Regions from separate parts of the Homo sapiens genome. Here regions 1, 2 and 4 are each linked to region 3. The links are chromatin contacts, found by Hi-C or POLR2A ChIA-PET in ENCODE. All regions are on one chromosome and are shown on one strand. Each heading gives the region's core, a stretch centred on a gene start or an enhancer-like site at or near the end of the contact. The rest is flanking DNA. Distances are from core to core; before and after follow the strand shown. Region 1 overlaps ARID4B (AT-rich interaction domain 4B). Region 2 has its middle 32 kb from the start of LINC03108. Region 3 holds the start of COA6 (cytochrome c oxidase assembly factor 6). Region 4 holds the start of LINC03108 (long intergenic non-protein coding RNA 3108).

The links. A loop is a pair of places that touch in the nucleus more often than their neighbours do. ChIA-PET counts read pairs that join two places held with the same protein, here RNA polymerase II (POLR2A). Pooled maps may share reads with other maps.
Region 1: a pooled map shows a loop between it and region 3 (2.9-fold over the local background). The contact joins the enhancer-like site here to the promoter of COA6 in region 3. A Hi-C loop is called at or near these places in 1 of 50 pooled maps. POLR2A ChIA-PET finds 5 or more read pairs at or near these places in 3 of 52 experiments (GM12878, OCI-LY7 and PC-9).
Region 2: a loop to region 3 is called in a pooled map, with 11 times the contacts of the local background. The contact joins the enhancer-like site here to the promoter of COA6 in region 3. A Hi-C loop is called at or near these places in 9 of 50 pooled maps. POLR2A ChIA-PET finds 5 or more read pairs at or near these places in 2 of 52 experiments (HEK293 and activated T-cell).
Region 4: a loop to region 3 is called in a pooled map, with 5 times the contacts of the local background. The contact joins the promoter of LINC03108 here to the promoter of COA6 in region 3. A Hi-C loop is called at or near these places in 4 of 50 pooled maps. POLR2A ChIA-PET finds 5 or more read pairs at or near these places in 2 of 52 experiments (AG04450 and Caco-2).

The regions. Positions count from the first base shown.
Region 1 is chr1:235,274,554-235,280,222 of GRCh38, forward strand. All of the region lies in intron 2 of ARID4B (AT-rich interaction domain 4B), which reads right to left. Among named protein-coding and RNA genes, the nearest start is that of ARID4B, 51 kb to the right of the region's middle. Within about 2 kb of position 1,383, at least 7 of the 41 ENCODE cell types and tissues checked have a DNase peak (open chromatin) inside an H3K27ac peak, as active enhancers do; they include GM12878 and OCI-LY7, where a contact is called at or near this core.
Region 2 is chr1:235,009,416-235,015,431 of GRCh38, forward strand. No RefSeq gene overlaps it. Among named protein-coding and RNA genes, the nearest start is that of LINC03108, 32 kb to the left of the region's middle. RefSeq lists enhancers at 2,299-2,888, 2,487-2,781, 2,732-3,232, 2,899-2,968, 3,179-3,358. Within about 2 kb of position 1,841, at least 26 of the 41 ENCODE cell types and tissues checked have a DNase peak (open chromatin) inside an H3K27ac peak, as active enhancers do.
Region 3 is chr1:234,369,364-234,374,705 of GRCh38, forward strand. COA6 (cytochrome c oxidase assembly factor 6) reads left to right here and starts at 4,093. Exons shown (of 3, transcript NM_001206641.3): 1 at 4,093-4,315; 2 at 4,867-5,026. The coding sequence starts at 4,104. It overlaps COA6-AS1 (COA6 antisense RNA 1), which reads right to left and starts at 4,230. Exons shown (of 2, transcript NR_125961.1): 1 at 4,060-4,230; 2 at 3,444-3,847. RefSeq lists enhancers at 3,281-4,105, 3,927-4,476.
Region 4 is chr1:234,976,755-234,982,157 of GRCh38, forward strand. It overlaps LINC03108 (long intergenic non-protein coding RNA 3108), which reads right to left and starts at 4,022. Exons shown (of 2, transcript NR_186308.1): 1 at 3,902-4,022; 2 at 1-3,589. RefSeq lists an enhancer at 2,781-3,284.

The DNA of each region.
Region 1 (5,669 bases), core at 133-2,632, 900 kb after region 3:
TATATACCTTTTGAATTTAGTGTCATTTGCATGTATTACTTGATAAAAATAATCAATTAAAAATGTAATTTTTTATTCTACACAGAGAACTTGCAAACTAGGCCAAAGAGAATTTCGGAGAAGTCCAGTTTGATATACACTCACATAGAGGTAAAAGGATATAGAAGAATAAGGCCATAATTTGTGTAAAGAATATCTCAACTCAGCTATGGCTACGATCTGCAACCTATTAGTTGACTGATTTTTACTCCCTGATTCTCAGTTTCTCCACTTCTAAAAAGAGGGTAAATAATACCTTCTGCCTTAAAAACACTCTATATATAAATGTTAAGTCTGCTGCAGACTTATCTTTGAATTATGATTATCATGTGCTAAATCAAATGCATACTAAAAACAGGCACAATGGTAAGAGTAGGAAAATCCAACACTAGGCCTAATTTTGTGTGTGTGTGTGTGTGTGTGTGTGTGTGCACGCGCGCAGACCGCTCTGCCTATTCAATGACTATGCACATATGAGGGACCCAACAAATCATATTTTAATAAGTAAAATAAGGACAAACTATCTTACAGATGACCAAATTTTTACGACAAAGAAGCCCACACAGCTTTACAAAGACTAAGTCACTAACATGACAAGTATCAATTACAAGTTATTTCTCTTAACAAAGAGATATGTTCTGGCAATATGCTTTGCCAACAAGTAATTCATTAGACTGCTAGCCACCTGATCCAAACTGGGCCGATCGGTTTTACTCTGCTATGAAGTTAAAGCTAGGTTAACCAATTAGCCGGTAGAGAAAGGATGTGATGCAGCCTATGGTAGCCATTTTCTGGCATGCACAGGGAGAAGTAGAGAAAACCAGTCTGCTGAGAGGAAGTAAGAAATAAAACAGATGCAGAGGGGGAAAAAGTGCACATAAGAAACTGTGGGTTCTCTGAGTGACTGAGAGAATAGCTAGCCTTAGTTCCTGCTAGCTTTCCAACTGCCTCCTCAAGCCAAACTGGAGTTCCCCTCTTTGGGTACCATGAGATGCTCTGTACCCTTATAATAGATTCTCTTTTCTGCTTTTCATCACCTGAAATGGGTTCTATTACCCATAACCAAAATAGCTTTAATTAAACCCATCAGATGCCTATTATCAAAATAGAAATAATATCAAATACAGTTACAATTCCACAAACATTAATTGAGCACCCACAATGCCCTGGGATATTCAGAACTTAGATCACATCTAGACAAATATTAAACCAATTCCAGTTTACATTTTTAAGCTAAACTGTCAAAATATACAAAAATCCTGGGCTGGGCACAGTGGCTCACGCCTGTAATCCCAACACGCTGGAAGGCCAAGGTGGGAGGACTGCTTGAGCCCAGGAGTTCAAGACCAGCCGGGACAACACGGCAAAACCTCATCTCTACAAAATATCAAAAACTTAGCCAGGCGTGGTAGCACACACCTGTGGCTCCTAGCTAGTGAGGGGGCTGAGGCAGAAGGATCACTTGAGCCTGGGGAGTAGAGGCTGCAGCAAGCTGTGATCACACCATTGCACTCCAGCCTAGGTGACAGACAGAGACTTTCAAAAAAAGAAAAAAAATCTTGACCAGTAAGAAATAATGAAATGTGAACATACGAAGCAAAAAAAAAAAAAAAAAGATTTTTTTTTTGAAAAGCTATTTGAGGTCATCAGATCATTATTATAACATTAGTAGCATTAGCAAACTAACGCTAATTAGTAGCATTAGCAAACATTAGTAAGATATAACCTCTGGCTATCAATTTTTAAAAATCAGCTTTTAAGCCCTTACCAGATGCGTCTGGCCCTACAATCTTATTAAAAATATATTTACACTTTTTAAAAAACAATAGTTTACATCTTCAACAGACTCTTACATTTCTACTCATATTTTTCAAAGTTATAAACTTCTTATCAAATAAAAAGAAAAAATAAAGCAAGAATACTAATTGTCATGGTGGTGCACATCTGTAGTCCTAGCTACTTGTGAGGCTGAGGCAGTAGGATTGCTTGAGCCCAGAAGTTCAAGGCTGTATTGAGCTATGATCACACCACTGCACTCCAGTCTGGGAGACACAGCAAGACCCTGTCTCTTTAAAAAAGGAAAGAAAGAAATTACAAGTTATTTCTCTTAAAAAAGAGATGTTGGCCAGGCGCGGTGGCTCATGCCTATAATCCCAGCACTTTGGGAGGCCGAAGCAGGGGGGATCACCTGAAGTCAGGAGTTTGAGACCAGCCTGGCCAACATGGTGAAACCTCATCTCTACTAAAAATACAAAAAATTAGCTGGGAGTGGTAGCGGGTGCCTGTAATCCCAGCTACTCGGGAGGCTGAGGCAGGAGAATCGCTTGAACCCGGGAGGTGGAGATTGCAGTGAGTCGAGATTGTGCACTGCAATCAAGCCTAGGTGATGGAGCAAAACACCATCTCCGAAAAAAAAAAAAAAAAGATATGTTCTGGCAATATGCTTTTGCCAAGAAAAACCCTGAGCAACAAAGGAAGACATGGCTCTATAAAAAATAAAAAAATTATCTGGGCTCAGTGGCACACGCCTATGGTCCCAACCATTCAGGGGGCTGAGGTGAGAAGATCACTTGAGCTCAGGAGGCCAAAGGTGCAACAAGACATGATCGTGCCACTGCACTTCAGTTTGGGTGGCAGAGAGAGACTCTCTCTCTAAAATTTAAAAAAGATTTTAGAGGCTGGGTGCAGTGTAATCCCAGCACTATGGGAGGCTGAGAAGGGTAGATCACCTGAGGTCAGAAGTTCAAGACCAGCCTGACCAACATAGTGAAACCCGGTCTCTACTAAAAATACAAAATTAGCCTGGCATGGTGGCGCACGCCTGTAATCCCAGCTACTCGGGAGGCTGAGGCAGGAGAATGGCGTGAACCCGGGAGGCGGAGCTTGCAGTGAGCCGAGATCCCGCCACTGCACTCCAGCCTGGGCGACAGCGAGACTCCGTCTCAAAAAAAAAAAAAAATAATAATAATAATGTAAATGAGACCATTTTTAATGCCTTATATTGTGTGTGTGTGTGTGTGTGTGTGTGTGTGTGTGTGTGTGTGTGTGTTTCATTGGTTTTGTTTTACATTTTTCTCCTGATGACCTTGCCCAGCATCTTTCAGGATTTTAATGGTGGCACTAAATGGCTTTTCTTGGCCATTCCTTCCATACTACCTCACACTAAATGGAGATTCTATTAGTTGCTGAGGATATCTATTCCAACTATTCACTTAGGACCATAAGAAACAATTTCAAGATGAGTGTAAGGAAACATATTTAAGTCAAAACTCTATCAAAATGCTATTTCCTGACTCTCCATATGCACCTACTCTTACTGGTAGGTCACAGTGGTATTCTTTTGAGTCACCAGTAATTAATGGTTAAGTCAGAGCCAAAATCAGATTTTAAAACCTGAGTATTATTCCCCTATCCCACTGCACAGCTATTTAAGTAAATGTACACACACAAAGTATCATTAGCAAAGGCAAGTAGAAAGGGCCATGCTACATACAGGGGTATGTAACAGGCCTTCCAGGATACTCGGTCTTGCCTTCTTTCAATGGCCTCTCAGAACTAAACAGACTCAATTTCAAAGCATTCAATAGAATAGTTTATATTAGATTATCATCAGACCTGGAGTTTTAAAAAACTATACCAATCAAATAAGTTACTAGGTTACTTATCTACCTAGGGATCTCAATGCACATGCAAACATTTTCAGAATTTCATTATCAAACATGCCCTCCTACCTAAATGTGTTAACCATGCCCACCTAGCCTCCGTTCTGCTGGAATTTTCTGATCCCCACTGAGATCATGAAAAACATTTCATGGCATCCCCTCCTATAAGCATTCCCAGTGGGACAGAAAAGCCAATAAATCCCTTAAAATAGTCTAGCATTTCCCTTGCCAATCCATTTTCCCTAAGAAAATGGTGAAGAGAGAATCTACTAGACTGTGATTACCCAAGGGAGATGATAAATTCCAGGTGATATGAGGAAGATTAACTGAGCACACACAAAAAATAGTGAACTGTTAATTTACTTATCTTAAAAACAGATAAGAAATAAACTTTACTAGTAAGTATTTCTTATGTTGATCTACAAAAGCAACACACCTTGTGAACACACACATTCTGAGGGAAAAGTGGCAGCTGCACAACACAGCAGGGTTGACAATGAAGTCTTCAATTGTCCTACCACTTTTGGCACACTGTATTTGGTATTCCTGTACATGGGAATTTTACAGATTACATTTTTCTTGTTTACATAAGTTTGTGGATTGTATTATAAACTAGAAAAGTGGTTCCCAAAGTATGCTCCCAGGACCAACACCATCAGCAACATCTGAAAATTTGTTTTTTTGAGACAGGGTCTCACTCACTCTGTCACCCAGGCTGGAAATCCTAACTCACTGCAGCCTCCACCTCCCAGGCTGAAGTGGTCCACCCACCTCAGCCTCCCAAAGTGCTGGGATTACAGCAAAGTGCATACAGCGCCAAGCCAACACCTGGAAATTTGTTAGAAATGCAAATTCCCAGGCACCGCTCCAGACATTCCGAATTAGAAACTCTCCGGGAGGGAAACAGCATTTTGTGTCTTAACAAGCCCTCCAGGACACTCTGATGCACCCCCCACCCCCGGCAAGACTGAGAAACACTGACCCAGAGGTTATTCCTCTAGGTCTTAAGTAGATATTTGTAATAGATATGCTCAGAAACTAACAGAATCTCCATTTAGTTTCCTGAACCACGTAGTATGAGGTATTCTGGTAGGAATCAAAATCTGAAAGCCATTTTGGAAATTTCAGAAGTCATTAAAGACCTGAAAGATATCAGGATAGTGATAATGAAAACAATGTAACATACACACAAAATAAAATACGGCCATAAAGGCAGACCAATTTAAAATAATACATTATTTAAAAATTGAGAGGACTCTAGCAAAGAAATCAGCAATTGAGATAAAATAATCAACGCAAACAACTAAAGAATTAGTAAATAAAAAGCTAATCTTCTATGCAGAAAAAAGTTAACAGCAGACCTGAGATGGCTTTCCTTAGAAAGGGCTGCTTGCAAAGCTGGCCCTTGGCTAAGAACTCACAGGAACCTGGATTTAGGGAGGGTTCCTACCACCAACTGGTAAGAGTGGGTGGTTGTGTCTAAAACAATATGGCTTAAGCTTTCATTATCAGAGTCTAGAATTTGATATATGCCAGACATGCAGTACCTATGTGAACAGCTCCCACTAAAAACCCTGGATGCTGAGTTTTAAGGAGCTTCCCGGGTTGTAACATTTCATGTTGTCACAATTCTTGGTTAGGGGAATTATGTGTGTCTTGTGTAACTCTACCGGGAGAAATTTGCACCTGGTTTCCTCCAGACTTTACCCAATGTATCTTTTCCTTTTGCTGATAATGCTTCCTATCCTCTTGTAATAAATCGCAGCCGTAAACATGACTAATACAATACACTGAGTCCTGTGAGCGCACCTTGTGAATTACCAAATCTAACACTGGTGCTGGAAATATCCAACACATTCTCTTAATTCTATTATGAGCTCTTTGACAGTCATATAATGATAAAAACACTGACAGTAACTTCAAGTCTAAAACATTTGTATTACTCTTACTCCACCCATTAATAAAATA
Region 2 (6,016 bases), core at 591-3,090, 640 kb after region 3:
TAGGAATATACTTAATGCCACTGAACTCTGCACTTAGATGAATAAACTGGTCAAGTCTATGTTATATATTTATCACAATTTTATAATTTTTTTTGAATTCCTTAACTTAATCATATTGGCAAAAACTTTCCCACGTAGCGTAACATTCACTGTTTTCCGGCGATTGGCACTTGATATCTTTGGGGCCACTATTCAGATGGCTACAGTCACTTAGGAGACTACTGCAGTGGTCCAGAGAAGAAGTGATGGAGGCATGAACTAGACCAGAGGCAGTGGGGATTCTAGAGCTGCCAAGGAGGCACTGCTGGTGGGAGCTGGGAACCGGGCAGGAAGAGTGATGCCTGGCACCCTGGTTTCTGGCTGGGGCAACTTGCAGAAACTCTCAGGAATGCTGAGAGAAGAGCAGATGGAGGGTGGGATCAAAGGGAAGACTGGTGTTGGGGAAGAGGTTGAGATGAGTTTTAGACACATTTGCAGGTGTCGACCAAAAGCTGGGCCACTGAGCAGAGACCTGCCTACATCTTGAGGCCCACACAAAGGTCTTGTCCCAAATAGGGGAGCCATGGCAGAGCAGGGATGCTATGGAGGGAGGAGGCAGCCACAGGCAGGGCTTGGGGATAGTCTGGAAAACAGAGAATGAGAGGAGTCAGGGCAAAGAGGCGAGGTCTGTGGAGGTGCCGCAGGAAGGCGTTGGGCGCTGGCTGCAACTGAGAGCTGGGAGCTCAGGAAGGCTCAGGTGGCTGGACCCGGCCAGGGGGCAGACGCGGAATAACAATGGCCTTCCGTGAGGGCAAGGCCATCTGTAGCAAAATGTCCACCCTCCATGCCAAGCCTCCCACCCAAACATCCCTTCTGATTTCCCATGCTATGAGGGCCTGAGCACCGGAGCCCTTGGAGAGAAGATCCATCGGAGGCGGAAAGGTGGGGGGACCCACGTGGCTCAGGTTAAACTTACACCTGGCTTTGCATGGAGAAGTCTTGGCAAACTTCTGAACAACAAATCAAGTTACAGATGGCTGAAACAAACGGTAGTTTCCCAGGAGCCGCTGAGACCATCAGCAGGAGGCCTGTAGACTTTCATCCAAGTCAGACTCAACCATATCTTTCTTTTTCCAATTTTTTAAAAATTGTAGTAAGTAAAATACACATAACAGAAAATTTACCATCTTAACCTTTTTTTTTTGAGACAGCGTCTCACTCTGTCACCCAGGCTGGAGTTCAGTGGTGCGATCTCAGCTCACTGCAAACTCCGTCTCTGGGTTTCAAGTGATTCTCCTGCCTCAGCCTCCCGAGTAGCTGGGATTACAGGTGCCCGCCACCATGCCTGGCTAATTTTTGTATTTTTAGTAGAGACAGGGTTTCACCATGTTAGCCAGACTGGTCTCAAAACTCCTGACCTCAAGTGATCAGCCCGCCTCCGCCACCCAAAGTGCTGGGATTACACGTGTCAGCCACCGTGCCTGGCCTCCATCGTAACCATTTTTAAGCACGTTGTTCAGTGGTGTGACATGCATTCCCACTGCTATACAGCCATCGCCGCTAACCATCTCCAGGCACTTTCATCTTGTAAAATTGAAACTCTGCACCCATTCAACAATAACTCCCCACGTCCCATTCCCCTCAACTATATCTTTTTAAAGTGCTTTTCCCAGTGAAGTTTCTAACATTGCTAAAGAACATAAAATATAAAAACATGGCCATGCAGCAGGGGCTTTTTACCCTGCAGAATGCCCACTAAACCGTTTCTGTATGTTTAATTTTTTTAACCAAGGAAGTAGGGGATGCCCAAGATTTGGTCCCCAAACCAGAAAGACTGTGGGTTCCTTGCATCAAGCCGGGGCTTTTAGTCAACTCTCCCATGGGGACTCTGTTGGCCCGCTCCACCTCGGGTGTTCCCCCGCCCCTGCCTTTTCCTCTCTCACCTCCCCCATCCACCCCTCTCAGCCTTGCAGTCGACCTGCCTCTCCTCTGGTTGCTCCGTTTGTAGGGAGGGTCTGCTTGAAGGGAGTTCCCATTCTCTCTCACCCAGAGTCAAGGCTCTTGACTCTATTGTACCTAAAAAGCTCCTGAGGAATTTGACAAGGCCCCACCCTCAGAGATATGGGGTGAAGCCCAGGAATCTGTATTTTTAACAAGCATCCCAGGTGATCCTGATACTTGCACACACCCCCACACACACCCACGCCGACTACCCACACACTTCCATGGCCCAGAAGTCTGCAGGACCCACAGCAGGTATTCGGGACTATTTGTTCAATCCACACCTGAGTCGTTGCACGATTATGCTCAAGTCCCTCGGAACACCTCGCCTGCCATCTGACAGCTTCCCATCCAGAAACCACACAGTACAGTAAAAAACAGAAAAAAGAAAGCCGTTAGACCCCAGTGAATGTTATTTTTAATGAAAGTGGTGCATTTTGACTCACAATGTTGAAACCAGATTATAAATGAGTCATCAGTGAATCGACCACAAAGAGCCTTTGCGGAGGTGATTTACAGGAGAGCTCTGATGTCTGCTGTCCCCTGCACACGCTTCACAGAGATGCTGTCAGACGCAGAGCTGGTCTGGGGCATCTGTTGCCGCGTCAGCTCAAAAGGATGCTGTGTTGTCACCAATGGGATTCCCCAGCCCAGGCGGTGTTGCGGTCCCACCCACACAAGGAAGGCGGCCATCACTGAATAATGCTTGTGGTTACATCATCATTGCTGGTTTCCAGGTAGTGACTAGCAGATACTGGAGAGAGACAGGCCATCTGCTCTTCCTGTGCGCCTCAGCTCCTCCCTCATACCCACATCCTCTCGCCTGGTCTTCTAGAAGCAGCCCCTATGCAGACAGACCAGCAGGACTGAAAGCTGGACAGACTCGAGCCGGAGAGCCAGGTGGAACAACCTGGCCAGAAAGAGTCTGGCCGCAAAGAGTCTGGCCACAGCCCCACTTTCCTCATCTCTAAAATGTCCACATGGCTGCCTGCCCTGCCCGGCTCAAGGGAATGTTGCAAGGCTCTCATGGAAACCATGCTTGTGAGGGTTTTGAGGACTATCATAGCCCGTCCCAAGGTCAGAGGACAGTAGAAAACAAAAAACTTGCTTTCAGAGGGTGCTTTCACCAGTCAGCAGCCTCTGCCCCGGGCAAAGCCAGACAACTAAAACGGAATGAATCCGCAGAGTAGGGTGGGGATGAAATTCTCCACCTCCAACCCAGAAAGGAAACGCCAATGCTCATGTTTCCCCTTAGAGAAACAGGCAATGTTTGAACAGGAACAACGACGCCAGAGGGTCAATCCACACACAGAACACTCCATCTCCATGCCGATGGGGGACTGACTGTCCTGCTGCTGAACTGCACCCCTGGGGCTCTCCAGGACACTCCACTGGTGGCCACACTCAGGAAAATAAAGAAAAACCTTCAAAAGGACCCTTCTGGCCATTCAGAGAATGCACAGGCCTGCTAGCTCCTGCTTGCCTGCTCAGAGCTGCCTCCACTGGGGCAGGAATCTGCAGCCAAGAAAATCCCTGACAACCCCAGGGACAGAAGGGTCAGTCTGGGGGACCATCGACCAACCCAGCAACCCAGATTAGACTGCTCCACCAGGAACTCTGTGTCCAGAGAGCAGGATCTGCCACAAGCAAAACTAGGCCTCATTTACTATTCCACAATAGCAACTAGAAAGCATGTGACCCAGAAAACCTTCAAAGAAGGCCAGAAATTCATTAAATCTGAAAAGAAGGGAAGAAGGGCGGGGGAGAGGAAAACACTGCTTAGCAAAGCCAACTGAATCCCTCTTCCATACATCACAGATGCAGGACCAGTCTCAGCATTCAAGAGGAAGAGAAAAATGAAAACAAAAACCAATCTGGAGTTGAATGTCAGCCTTCCCCTCACTGGTTCTGGGTCCTTTGGAAGGCCATATTGTCCCCGGACCTCTCTTGCTTCAGTGGCCTTCCTGCCAGGATTGCCATAAGGATTAAATGGACTCATATATGTGTTGTACCTATACAGTACCTGCAACACAGTAAATATCCAATAAATGTTGGTTTCTTGCTACAAGAAATTGTAAAATATGGGCACAAATTCCTCCTACTTTGTTAAGCACATCCCTTGGCAATGACTTAGCTGCTACTCCCATCAAGAGTTGTGGTCTATGTCCCTACCCCTTGAATCTGGGCTAGCCTGGGACTTGCCTCAACCAGTAGAATTTAACAAAAGTTACAGTGTGTGACTTCCAAGGCTAGCCCTTGCCGCTTCCACTTTTGCCCTCTTGGAATGTGGCCCAGAGACAACCATCTAAGGAAGCTGATCTAGGCCACTGGAAGAGGGGTGGGCAGATGGAGAAGTGATGTCCCCCAACCAGCTGCCAGTCACATGAGAGAGGCCATCTCAGATCTTCCGGCCCAGCTGAGCATTCAACTAAATGCAGTCACATTAGTGAGCCCAAGCAAAACCGGCAGAACTGTCCAGACAACTCATAAAATCAGGAAAACAATCAATTCTTGTTTTTTTTGTTTGTGTTTTGAGATGGAGTCTCTGTTGTAAGGCTGGAGTACAGTGGTGCTGTCTTGGCTCACTGCAACCTCTGCCTCCTGGGCTCAAGCGATTCTCCTGCCTCAGCCTCCTGAGTAGCTGGGACTACAGGTGCCCGCCACCACGCTCGGCTAATTTTTTATATTTTTAGTAGAGATGGGGTTTCATCATGTTGGCAAGTATGGTCTCAATCGCTTGACCTCGTGATCCACCCACCTCGGCCTCCCAAAGTGCTGGGATTGCATTGTTGTTTTAAGTCACTAAGACTTGCGATGATTTAGTATGCAGCAAATTCTTACTGAAATAACTTTCTTATTTCCACCTCTAAAACATCTTCTCCCTTGGGCATTCTTGGGTTTCCCTTAGCCACACCACGTCTGGTAGATTATTCGATGAAAAACTAAGAGTTTATGGGGACCAGGAACTATGGTTTTCACAGTCATCAAGTCATTTTTATGCCCACATGTTACGATAATTAATCAATCAAACAATGAAGCAGCATCTGCCAACCCAGGTTCATAATTAGCAAATCTGCCTATTCTACCTTTAAAATAGATGACAAATTCAATGACTTATCTCCAATTCCACTACAGTCTCTTACCTGGATTATTGTGTTACCCTCCTAATTGGTCTCCCCCTTCTATTTATGTCTCTCTACACGTTGCTCTTCTCCACAATGAAACCAAAAAGATTTTTGAAATATATTCACTCATGCATTCACTTCTTCAACAAAAATTTAATTTTTGGCCCAAAATACCTTCCTCTGTGGAATTTACATTCTAGTTGACGTTTGAGAAATTAATAAGTAAGTTAATCAATAAAATATATGATGTGATACACTCAGCAAAAAATAAGGCAGGAAATGAGGAGGCATGGATAGATGGTGTTGGGAGGGATAGCAGTTGTGAATAAGGCAACCAGGGAAGGTTTCAATGAGAAGGTGACACTTAAAGACCAATGGAATGGCAAGTGTAAGCACCCTGAGACAGAACCATTCCTGGCATACTGCAGAAATAGCAAGGAGGCTAGTGTGGCTATGCAGAATAACCAAGGGAGGCGCGCCACTGCACTCCAGCCTGGGTGACAGATTTAGACCCTGTCTCAATAAATAAGTAAATAAGCAAAGGGGAGACTTAGGATGAAATGAGTTCAGAGAAGTAATAGGGAAGGGAGGTGGAGAAAGTCAGATTACACACCACCTTGTAAACCAATGTAAAGACTTAAGCTTTTGCTCTAGTGGTATGCAGAGCCATTAAAGCATTTTCCCCAGAGGAGTTACATGATTTGATGATGTATATTTTAATAGTACCACTCTAGATAATGTATTGAATACAGACTGAGGAATATTCTGAGATGATGCCTATCACATAACTTTTTAATGTCCCCAAATACTAACATAAAAATAGGTAGTACAGCCGGGCGTGGTGGCTCAGGCCTGTAATCCCAGCACTTTGGGGGGCCAAGGCAGATGGAATCACTTGAGATCAGGAGTTT
Region 3 (5,342 bases), core at 2,843-5,342:
ATTTAGTAATAACACTACAAATATTCTGTGTGACCACTATTTTTACCTTTCTGTAAATCAAATTTATTAAAGATGACCTTCCTCAGGTCAATTACTCATTTTATTTGTTTAGAAATTGTGAGATATACATTCCTATGGAAAAGTGAATAAAACATATATGTACAGTTTATTTAAAGAATAATTATAAAGCGAACACTCAGGTCCATAAATAAAACATTCTCCGCATCCCAGGAGCCCCACCATGTGCCCCTCCCTGATCATATCTCCTTTCTTACCCTAGAGAGGAACATTTGTGATAATCATTTCTTAGCTTTTCTGTATAGTTTTACTACTTATGACTGTTATTTTAAACAATATAGTAGAGTTCTGCCCGTTTTTGAACTTTATGTAAGTGGAAATATTCTGTATTCATTGGTTGTCTCAGTATGGCAATTCACCATGTTATTGTAAATAATCGTTTGTTTCTCTTTGTTGCTGTATTATATTTCACAGTATGACTATACCATAATTTATCCATTCTATTGTTGATACAAGTTTGAGTTGCATAATGGTTTCAGCTATTAAAAAAATGCATATGTACAGGAAATTCTGTAGAGTTGCTGAGTCACAGTGAATGTGTATCTTCAATCTTACTAGATAATTCAATCTTACTAGATAATGCCACACTGTTTTCCCTGATTGTATCAACTTATGCTACCACAGTGTATGAGGATATTCCTTGCTTCTTCCTTAAAACTTGTTTCTGTCAGACTTTTAAATTATTTTTTGATCTGCTGGGTGTCTAATAGTACTGCATTGTTATTTTCATGTTCCTTTCTATAGTTACTAATGGGAATGTTGGTCCTTTCATGTATTAGTCATTTGCATTTGGTGCTGTGCCTATTTAAGCTTTTTGCCCATTTTCAAAATGGGCAAGTCTATTTCTTATTGATTTGTGTTATTTGTATATTCTGGATACTAATCCTTTTTCACTTGCTTCATGGTATTGTTTGGTAAACAAAAGTCCATTACTTTTATGTAGCCCAATATTTTTATGTATGTAACACATCTTTTTTTTTTTTTTTTTTTTTTTTTTTTTGACGAAGTCTCTCCCTGTTACCCAGGCTGGAGTGCAATGGCATGATCTCAGCTCACTGCAACCTCCGCCTCCTGAGTTCAAGCAATTCTCCTGCATCAGCCTCCTGAGTAGCTGGGATTACAGGCACACACCACCATATCCGGCTAATTTTTTGTATCTTTATTAGAGACGGGGTTTCACCATGTTGGCCAGGCTGGTCTCGAACTCCTTACCTCATGATCCGTCTGCCTCAGCCTCCCAAAGTGCTGGGACTACAGGCGTGAGCCACCGCACCCGGCCACATCATTTGATAATTACTGAGACTTTCCTTTATGGCTAAAAATTCCTCTTAACCTAAGTCATAAAGATTTTTTCTTATATAGGTCCACATAACTCACCTGAAATCCCTGGAGCCAGATGTTTGAAATATAGACTATTTTAAATATTAGAAGGGTAGTATGAAACATACAACATATATTGTATAATATTCTCAACAAGAACTGGGACAGTACCCATAATGAAATACATTAATATTTCTACCGAAAAGCATATGCAGTCACCTAAGTGATAATAACAACTATAAAGAGCCTCATGTTACTTTAAGTCGTATTTTTCACCAAATGAGTTCCAAAGTGTGTGGTGTTTCAGAGGTTTGGGGATTTTATAATTAGTACAAAAGTTATGGTAGCCTTATTCAGTAAGAATGGAATGATTTCAAAGTTTGTAGGAACTTACTGGTGGAGCCACGTACCTGGGATTTGTGTGTATGAAGATTCTTCACTACTCATTCAAATTATGTAATAGTTTCTCTACTTTTGAGTTGTTTTTCTTGAAGTTTGTACAGTCATCTAAATCTTATTTGCACTAAATTGTTTACAAGATTATCTAACTTTTTTGATGTCTATAGTATTTCTAGTTTCCATTCTTGATAAAGATTGTTGACATCCCTCCTTTTATAGCTATTAGATGTTTGCCAATTTTAATTTTTCTTTTCCAAAAAAAATCAACTTTTGGCTTCTTTCAACCTATTCTATGCTGTGGTGTGCTAGTGAGTTAGCTCCAAACATAAAATCCTGGCTTGTTGATTTCCATAGTGTAAACAGTCCCATCATGGTTGACTTCAAGCTACTTATTTGAATTGGCTCCAAACATAAAACAAAATCCTGGCTTGTTTGTTGAGTTCCATAGTGTAAACAGTCCCATCGTGGGTGACTTCAAGCTACTTATTTGATGTTATTGATCATGGAGTTGCCAAGAGGTGTGCACAATTGGCTCTCCTATGCCAGTACAGGCTGGCTCTGGTACACCACTGCTTTTATTTTCCATTTCGTTAATTTCTGCTCTTAACATTATTTCTGTCCTTCTATTTTCTGTCTTATTTTGCTGTCCTTTTTCTAACTTCTTGAAAAGGGATTTTCAGCTCAAGACTTTTCAGACTCTTCTAATACACTTACTTATGGCTATAAATGTCCCTGTAAGTGCTGCTTCAGTTTCATCCCACAGGTGTTGCTATTGTTATTTTATGGTTCAGTTCAAAATATTTTCTCAATACCATTGACTCTGTCTCTGTGTTATTCAGGCTTGTTTTTACAGTTCTTTATTGATTTCTATCTTAAATGCACTGTAGTAAAAAATGACAATTATTTCAATTTTCAAAATTTCTTGAGTTGCTTTATAACTAAGTATGTGGTTGACTGTGGTGATGTGTCTGCTTTCAAAAAACTGTACATTCTGATTTTGGTCGTGTTGTTCTGTACATATTAATTGCGTCATTTTTACATCATGTTATTCACGTTTCCTATATCCTTAACTTTTCTCTTGCTAGTCTTAACGATTAGTGAGAAAGTCCTGTTAAAATTACCCAATATGACCAGGCATTTTTTTTCTTTGTAATTCTGTCACTTCACTTTGTTTCATATGTATTTTTCATTAGGTACTTATAAATTTTAAATTTAAAACACATTTCCTTTTTAGACTCAGAAGTCATCTAAGACTCTTTCCTTTCATTCCTTTTATATCCCATCAGTCATATTTAAAAGATATCTATATGTAAACTGACGTCAATAGACATGATGTAAAAGAAGGGGGTGGCTCTGGTAAAGCTAAAGTAACTCCACTATGAGAGTGCATTAACTATGGGGGAAATACTTTCTATATTGCAGAACACATATTTGGTGGTACGTAGCCTCACATCGCCACCCGGAAAAGTCTGCATATATTGAATTTGGAATGGATCAAACTGCACTGAGTGCAAAATTGTAAATTGCATCTTATATAAATGTTTTAGAACTAGATGATGGAGCAGATGGGATCTATTAAGAGAACGGGGTGCCAGATGACTGACCATAAACATGCTTTTTAATAAAGACTCTGCTGAGAGATTAACTCATATATTTTCTAAAATTTTTATTTCTTGTTCATTTTGTTTCTAAGATATTCACTCACATATTAAAAATAACAACGTCTCAAAACATTTGAAGCAACTCTCTTCATCCCTTTTAAAAATACCTTGCTGTTTCGGGGGTTAAAAAAAGCCACAAGGGAGATTAAAACAATACAAATATTTATTTTCCCAACTCCCCTGCCATGGGTTCTGGGACGTCACCGCCTCTTTCTGGGGCCCGTTTCATCCTTTTCTTTTAATCCAAGAAGCGATGGTGTTGTGCGCCTGTAGTCCCAGCTACCTGGGAGGCAGGCTGAGGTGGGAGGATCTTTTGGGTCCAGGATTTTGAGGCTGCAGTAAGCCGTGTTCTCACCACTGCACTCGAGACTGGGCGGAAGAGCGAGACACTGTATCAAAAACAAAACAAAACAAAACGAGAAGGCATCGCGGCTCTGTAACACTCCGTCCAGCTCTCGCACTCTCAGATGCAAACTTCCACACAAACTCCTCGGCTCGCCTTGTCCCGCGGGACTAGCATATCAAGCCTTCCGGGACACACCGTGCGATGATATATACGTATATACCCCTCTTGCCCTTGAAGGCCGGAAGTCGGTCTTACAGATAAAAGCGAAACAGGAAGTCCCGCCCCTCTATGGAAAGTAAATGGTAGCTCGGAAGGGTCAAAAGAGTCCGCGGTTTCGCCGCGTGAGTTGCTTTTTGCGGCTGGGGAGGTCTACGCTTCTAGAGCTTGAGCCAGCGGGGCGACCCTGCAGTGGCAGGACTCGGCACCGCGCCCTCCACCGCCGGTTGGTGGCCTGCGTGACAGTTTCCTCCCGTCGACATCGAAAGGAAGCCGGACGTGGGCGGGCAGAGAGGTCGGCTTGCTGATGGGTCCGGGTGGGGCGCGCGTGGACTATGGGCCCGGGAGGTCCCTTACTGTCCCCGAGCCGCGGGTTCCTCTTGTGCAAAACGGGGTGGCACTCCAATCGCCTGCTTGGTGATTGTGGCCCCCACACACCTGTTTCTACAGCGCTTAGGTTCGAACAGTAACCCTGTAAACTAGGCACTGCTGTCCCCGCTTTACTGGTGGGAAACGGGCTCGGAGAGAATAAATGAGCTGCCCTAAGCGACTGGGACAGAACCACAGTTCTCAGCCGGGCTTTCTGAGCCCACGCTGCCGCCCCAGCAGGGATCAAATCACACAGTGTGAGATAAGCCTCAAGAGCGGGTGGCCTTATGCTGCCACTGAGAACTGATTGGGTTCAGTTGCCTCATCAAAATCCCTAAGCATGGTTTTGTTTTGTTTTTGTTTTTTTTTTTTTTTTTAGTTTTAAAGGAAGAGGAGATTGACGGTTTTCCTCTTTCCTTATCTTCTCTTCAGATTACAAAGTTCATTGTTAATCTCAAATATTATTTTGGCCAACAGCTTCATCGCAGTAGGAATGGCAGCCCCATCTATGAAGGAAAGACAGGTCTGCTGGGGGGCCCGGGATGAGTACTGGAAGTGTTTAGATGAGAACTTAGAGGATGCTTCTCAATGCAAGAAGTTAAGAAGCTCTTTCGAATCAAGTTGTCCCCAACAGTGGGTAAGTCACACTTTGATGTGTTTCTCTTCCCTGTTAAGATACATCGAGCTTATACTGTGAGTGGTAGGCTGACATGAAGCGCTCTCTGAGGCATGTCAATTAACAGTTTCTTTGAGGCGCAGAGAAAACCTTGCCTGGTAATTCAGCCTTATTTGACGCACTTACATCAGCTAGATCTTTGGAGAATGTCAACTGACACATTAAAGAGCATCGAAAAACACAACAAACATATGAACAGTAACCAAAAAATTCCAGTTCATTTCACTGGTAGACTTTTCCAGGATCTTCTGAAGGGGTAGTATTTAATCTTGGGCAG
Region 4 (5,403 bases), core at 2,772-5,271, 610 kb after region 3:
AGCAATTGTGTGGAAACACAACATTGCCATCATTTTTGCACACAAAGGACAAAAAGTGACATAATTCGTGCCCCAGAGAATCATTTTATTGCAGCCTTTTCCAGCCACCATGCCCCATAAAGCTGGGACTGGCAAACACTGGCAAACACACTGCCAGCCACACAGTCACAGCGTGTCCACAACAGCTGGGGTCCCTGTTCCCAGTCTTTCTGAGATGCACACATGCGGCTGCTTCGTCAGGCCATGTGTGTGTTCTGGCCGTGAGTGTGTATACACGTGAGCTAAAAACAAACTTGGAGAGTGGGGGACAGCCAAAAGAAAATGATGCTTCTGATTCTATACTGAAGGGTCTCCATTCTATTCCAGAGCTTCCGTAGGGCGGCATCTGCTGGAGAGCACTCTGTTTCATTTCCCCCTAAGTTTCTGCTTTCTGCTGAGGGTAGAGGTAAGGAGAGGCTGAGTAGGGAGGGTTTGGGAGGAGAAAATGAAGAAGAAAAGATGAGCTCGTTCCCGTTCCTCTTTTCCTGTACTTCTCTACTTTCATCTGTAGATCATCTAGAATAACTTGCAGATGGCTATATGCTCAGTGAACGTGTTGAGAGGCTGTATTCATTTTCCCGGGCTGTCATAACAAAGTACCACAGACTGGCTTAAACAACAGAACTTTACTTCTTCACGGTCTGGAGGCTGGAAGTGTGAGGTGTAGGTGCCGGCGGGGTTGGTTTCTTCTGAGGCCTCTCTTTGGCTTGGAAATGGCCATCTTCACCCCATGTCCTCAGATGGGCTTCCCTCTGTGTGTGTCTATGTCCTCATCTCCTCTTCTTAGAAGAACACCAGTCATATTGGATTAGGGCCCATCTTCGTGACCTCATTTGTACTTAATCACCTCTTTAAAGACCCTCACACTTGGCCAGGCACAGTGGCCCACACCTATAATTCCAGCAGTTTGGGATCACTGAAGTGATCACCTGAGGTCAGGAGTTCGAGACCAGACTGACCAACATGATGAAACTCAGTCTCTACTAAAAATACAAAAATTAGCCCGGCGTGGTGGTATGTACCTGTAATCCCAGCTACTTGGGAGGCTGAGGTAGGAGAATCACTTGAACGCTTGAACCCGGGAGGCAGAGGTTGCAGTAAGCTGAGATCACGCCACTGCACTCCAGCCTGGATAACAGAGCGAGGCTCTGTATCAAAAATTAAGTAAATAAATAAATAAAGACCTTATCACCAAATAAGGTCACATTCTGAGGTCCTGGGGGTTAGATATTCAACCACAACAAAAGCAGAGCAGGAAGAGATGTAAACAAATGTGCAGAGCCCTGGCAGAAGCTTGGCACTGTGCCAGGCAGGAGAGAGAAAAAGTGGGAGAGACATTATCTCAACGTGATTGAATGATGAAATGATAGCCCTGGTGAGTGAGTGAATAGGTGGATGGATCAATCATGAATGAATTGAATGAACATCAAAACTGCTCCCCGAATCCAGAGGACTCAACAAACTCCAGGCATACCAAGTCCAGAAGCCGAGTCCAGAGCTGACAGCCTATTCCCATCTCTATCTCCCACGGAGCTGCAGAGATCATTAGGGAACTAACGTGGCCACTGCTTCATGCCCACAGAGGCCCACCAGCTCTTTCCTAGAGCAGAACCACCGTGCAGAGAGGTGAGGCACTCCCAGATGAAATCCAGGCCTTCCCCATCTGTGAGCCCTTTCCCAAAGTGGGCTCACAGCAGCCCACAGTCACAAAGCAGAACTGAAACCCCCTACAGGCAGCATCTCAGGTCAGCTGTGCGGACAGCGCTACCTGCCACAGGCCACACCAGCTGCAGTGCGGTGACGGGTGGTGTTCTATGCCTGGGATAGTGTCACCCTGCCAAATGAGAGTGAAAGTCTCCACATCCTCCACGCCATCCCCTCAAAACACTCCCGGTGCCCGAAACTGTACCCCTAAGTAAGGAAGCCAAATTAGAGGAACAGAGAGGGAACATGCCCCTGAGCTTTCTCATCAGTGCATTCTTCCACGCACTGCAGATAATTCAGCTACGTCACTCAATTATGATTGTCTGTGCTGTGAGTGTTTACTTAATCAATCTTCAAAGAGCTTTCCAGATGGGTGTTTTGGTGACTAAATCAAGGTCAGAGTTCCTCCTGCAATCAAGCAGAGGCAGCAGGGGGCAGGCCCAGCTGACAGTCATCTGATCTCCGCAGCTGTGCACAAACTTTGAACCAGTCCAGTGTCTCTTTCAGGCTCCCCATGAACCCCAGTCCTTAGTCCACTCCTGAATTGCAACAACACACAACACAAATGCACACAGCGATGCCTCCCTTTCTTGGATGACTCTTTTATATCATGTTCCTGCACATTCTCCCTCCAGTCCAAACATAAGCAAGTTGCACAGCGTATCCATGAATCTTTCCTTTATTACAGAATCTGCACTCCAAAAGCACTGGCTTGGTATTTCCTCTGCCCCGGTAGGGATTTTTATGGGGTTTTTATTTGGTTTCATTTTTGCCATGCTTCTGAGAATGGTTCTTTTGTTCTTCCTTCACTCACCGCTTAGATCCTCCAAGGCATTCCACTCAGAAAATCACACGGCTGCTGCCCCCACTCCAAAAAAAGGGAGCTGAGAAAAACCCCCATTTTCCTATGGATTTTCAAGCCAAAAAACAATGGGCTCTGTGGACAGATGTCACCCCTCCCCCAGGCCATGCCCCTCACTGCCAGGCAGGGGAAGCAGAGGCGAAGGAGGAGGGCCCACTGCGCCCTAGGACTTGGGAATAGCTCTCAGCACCACGGTGGTGGGCTCCATTGTATGTCTTCCAGGACAGGGGCCCCTTCTTCTGGAAAGTACCCCCTCCCTAGCACAAATCAGAGTCCAGATGTGAGCAGGCATCAGTTCAGCTCTTCCCAAGCCGCAGTGTTTGAGCCAATGATGGTCACCTGGCCCCAGTGAAGGCCGTGAAGGCCCCTCTCTGTCCCTTTCTGGCAGTGAAGTCATGAGGTACAATAAGCAAAAGCTGCCATCGTGCACATTACCTGCCATAGAGAGGAAGCTTAGCAAAGAGATTTAGATCAGTATTCAGAGGAAGTTGAGGCGTGAGAAAAGAGAGAGCACGTGGCAGTGTTGGCTCCCAGTTGCAGGTGTCCAGGGTCACACAAAGCCCCCTTTTAAAAGCCCAGGCTGGTTTGACTTGCATTTCTCTCTCTAGAAGCTCTCAAGTCCTTGTTGAATATGGCAGTGACTGGATGCTGGCCATCCTACCTGAACTAGACCAGCCGAGCCTCTGCTCTGGCCAAGCAAATGGGAGGAGATGGAGGGAGAAAAGAGGAAATGGGAGAGACTGGGCCGGAAGAAGAACCCCTGTCCAAGGTGATGGAGGGCGTCGGAACACAGAACACCTGTAGCAGTTTTGCAGAGGGCTTCCAATTCTTTATCAAGCCTGCACCCGACTCTTAGGTTATACAGTCTTAGGCACAAGCAATTATCTGAATAATTGGAGTGTTTCTTAGAAGAGGTTTTAGGTGTCAGCAGCGATGTCTGTTCAGACGGCACACTAGTGACAGATCCTTGGAAAACTCCATGCTCTAGAAGAAAAAGCCAATCCTGACTTTTCACTTCGGAATGTCTCAGCTCCCCACCTGACCCTCTCCTATCGTATCATTGGCTAAATAGACAAAGGGACCACAAGAAAACTACCTCCTCCTTCAACTGCCTCCTCCATCAGTCTAGCGCCTGCCTAGGTGGAGCCCCTGAGAACTATGCTGCTCCCCCAAATGCAACTCCCACAAAGGAGGGAGCTCTTGAGGCAGGCACAGATCCAGGATTTGCCTCGGCTCTCTATGTCACTAGCCTCTCTCAGCTGAAACCACAGGAAGGCCTCAGGTCAGAAGGCTTACCCAATGTGAAGCAAGGTCATAGGGTCCAGCTGAGCCCCCTCACTCATCCAAAGGGGTCAAGGGAGGGCCAGCGGCTACAAGGGGTCAGAGCCTCAGGTTTGACTCCAAGTTCAAAGAATCTAGCTAAAGCCACACTGTGCCCCCTGGCACCACCCTCAGAAACAGATCCAATCCTGAGTCAGAGAGGAAGCAGACACTCACTGAATCACGCATCCACTTCCTCCTACCCACAGCCGCTCAGCCAAGACCAGCAGCCGCTTCCAAGGGACAAATTAGTGACTGACACTCGGAAAAGTTGATGCTGTAAAGGAGAGCAAGCAGGGCGCCACGCACGCGGTGTGAACCACCAGGACCGAGTTTACTGTGGCTCCCCACCCCCTGCATTTTTCAGAGTAAAACTGCACATTTTGTAACAGCCCCTATCCTGTCCTGCACTGACCTTGGCTGTGTTATTTTTCACTTCCCTGTTCAGAACACAGCCACACTTTCCAAATGCCATGAATCATCACCACCGAGCAACGGCCATTTAGCAAGGCAGGAAACCACTGCGCACCAGGCCTGGAAGGAGTAGCTCCCTGCAGTGGGCCTCTCCCACCCTGGCTGTTCGTCGTGGCAAGAGTCCACCACGGAGGCTGGCAGGGCAGAGTTGCCACCCCATGTTCTCAGTTTCTCCACCATCGTCCCTGGGGGCTTCCAGTTCCCCCTTGCACTAGGTCACAGGCAGCGTTAGCCATCTTCTGACTTTCCCGAAGCCTCTCTTGGTTGCATTGGCTGAAATGAAGCTGTCACCTTCCAATCTCGGAAGGGAGAGAAATTCTTGGTGACATTGGCTGAAGTGAAGCTGTCATCTTCCTATCCCAGAAAGGAAAGAAATGGGGAGACCCATTCGAGACCAAGGGAGGCCAGGCGCCATGGCTCACGCCTGTAATCCCAGCACTTACGGAGGCCGAGGCAGGCAGATCGCTTGAGTCCAGGAGTTCGAGACCAGCCTGGGCAACATGGTGAAACCCCGTCTCTACTAAAAATACAAAAATTACCCAGGCTTGGTGGTACATGCCTTTAGTCCCATTTACTTGTGGGGCCGAAGCAAGAAGATCCCTTGAGCCAGGGAGGTCAGGTAGATTAGATCAGGTGGATCTTGCACAGACATCAACAAGACATGGGACGTGCATTCTGCCTGCAAGTGGCCTTGCAGTTATAGGCAAATGTCATCCTGTCATCCTTTATGACCAGAGCCATGCAGGCTTCTAGATGCCATTCAACCAGTTCCTGAAAGTAGTCACCGGTGAGTCCATAAATCAATCAATCAACAAAATATTATTACCCTCAAATGGTTATCAAACTGTTCTGTGCTAGGCACCTGGCACCATGGCTCTCTGAATAACATATGTCTGCCTTCATGCCAGCCTTAGTTCCTCATGTAGTAATGATATCCTCATATGAAGTCATTATTTTTGCCTCTATTTAACCATAAACAGTACCATTCAAAAGTAAAATGATCT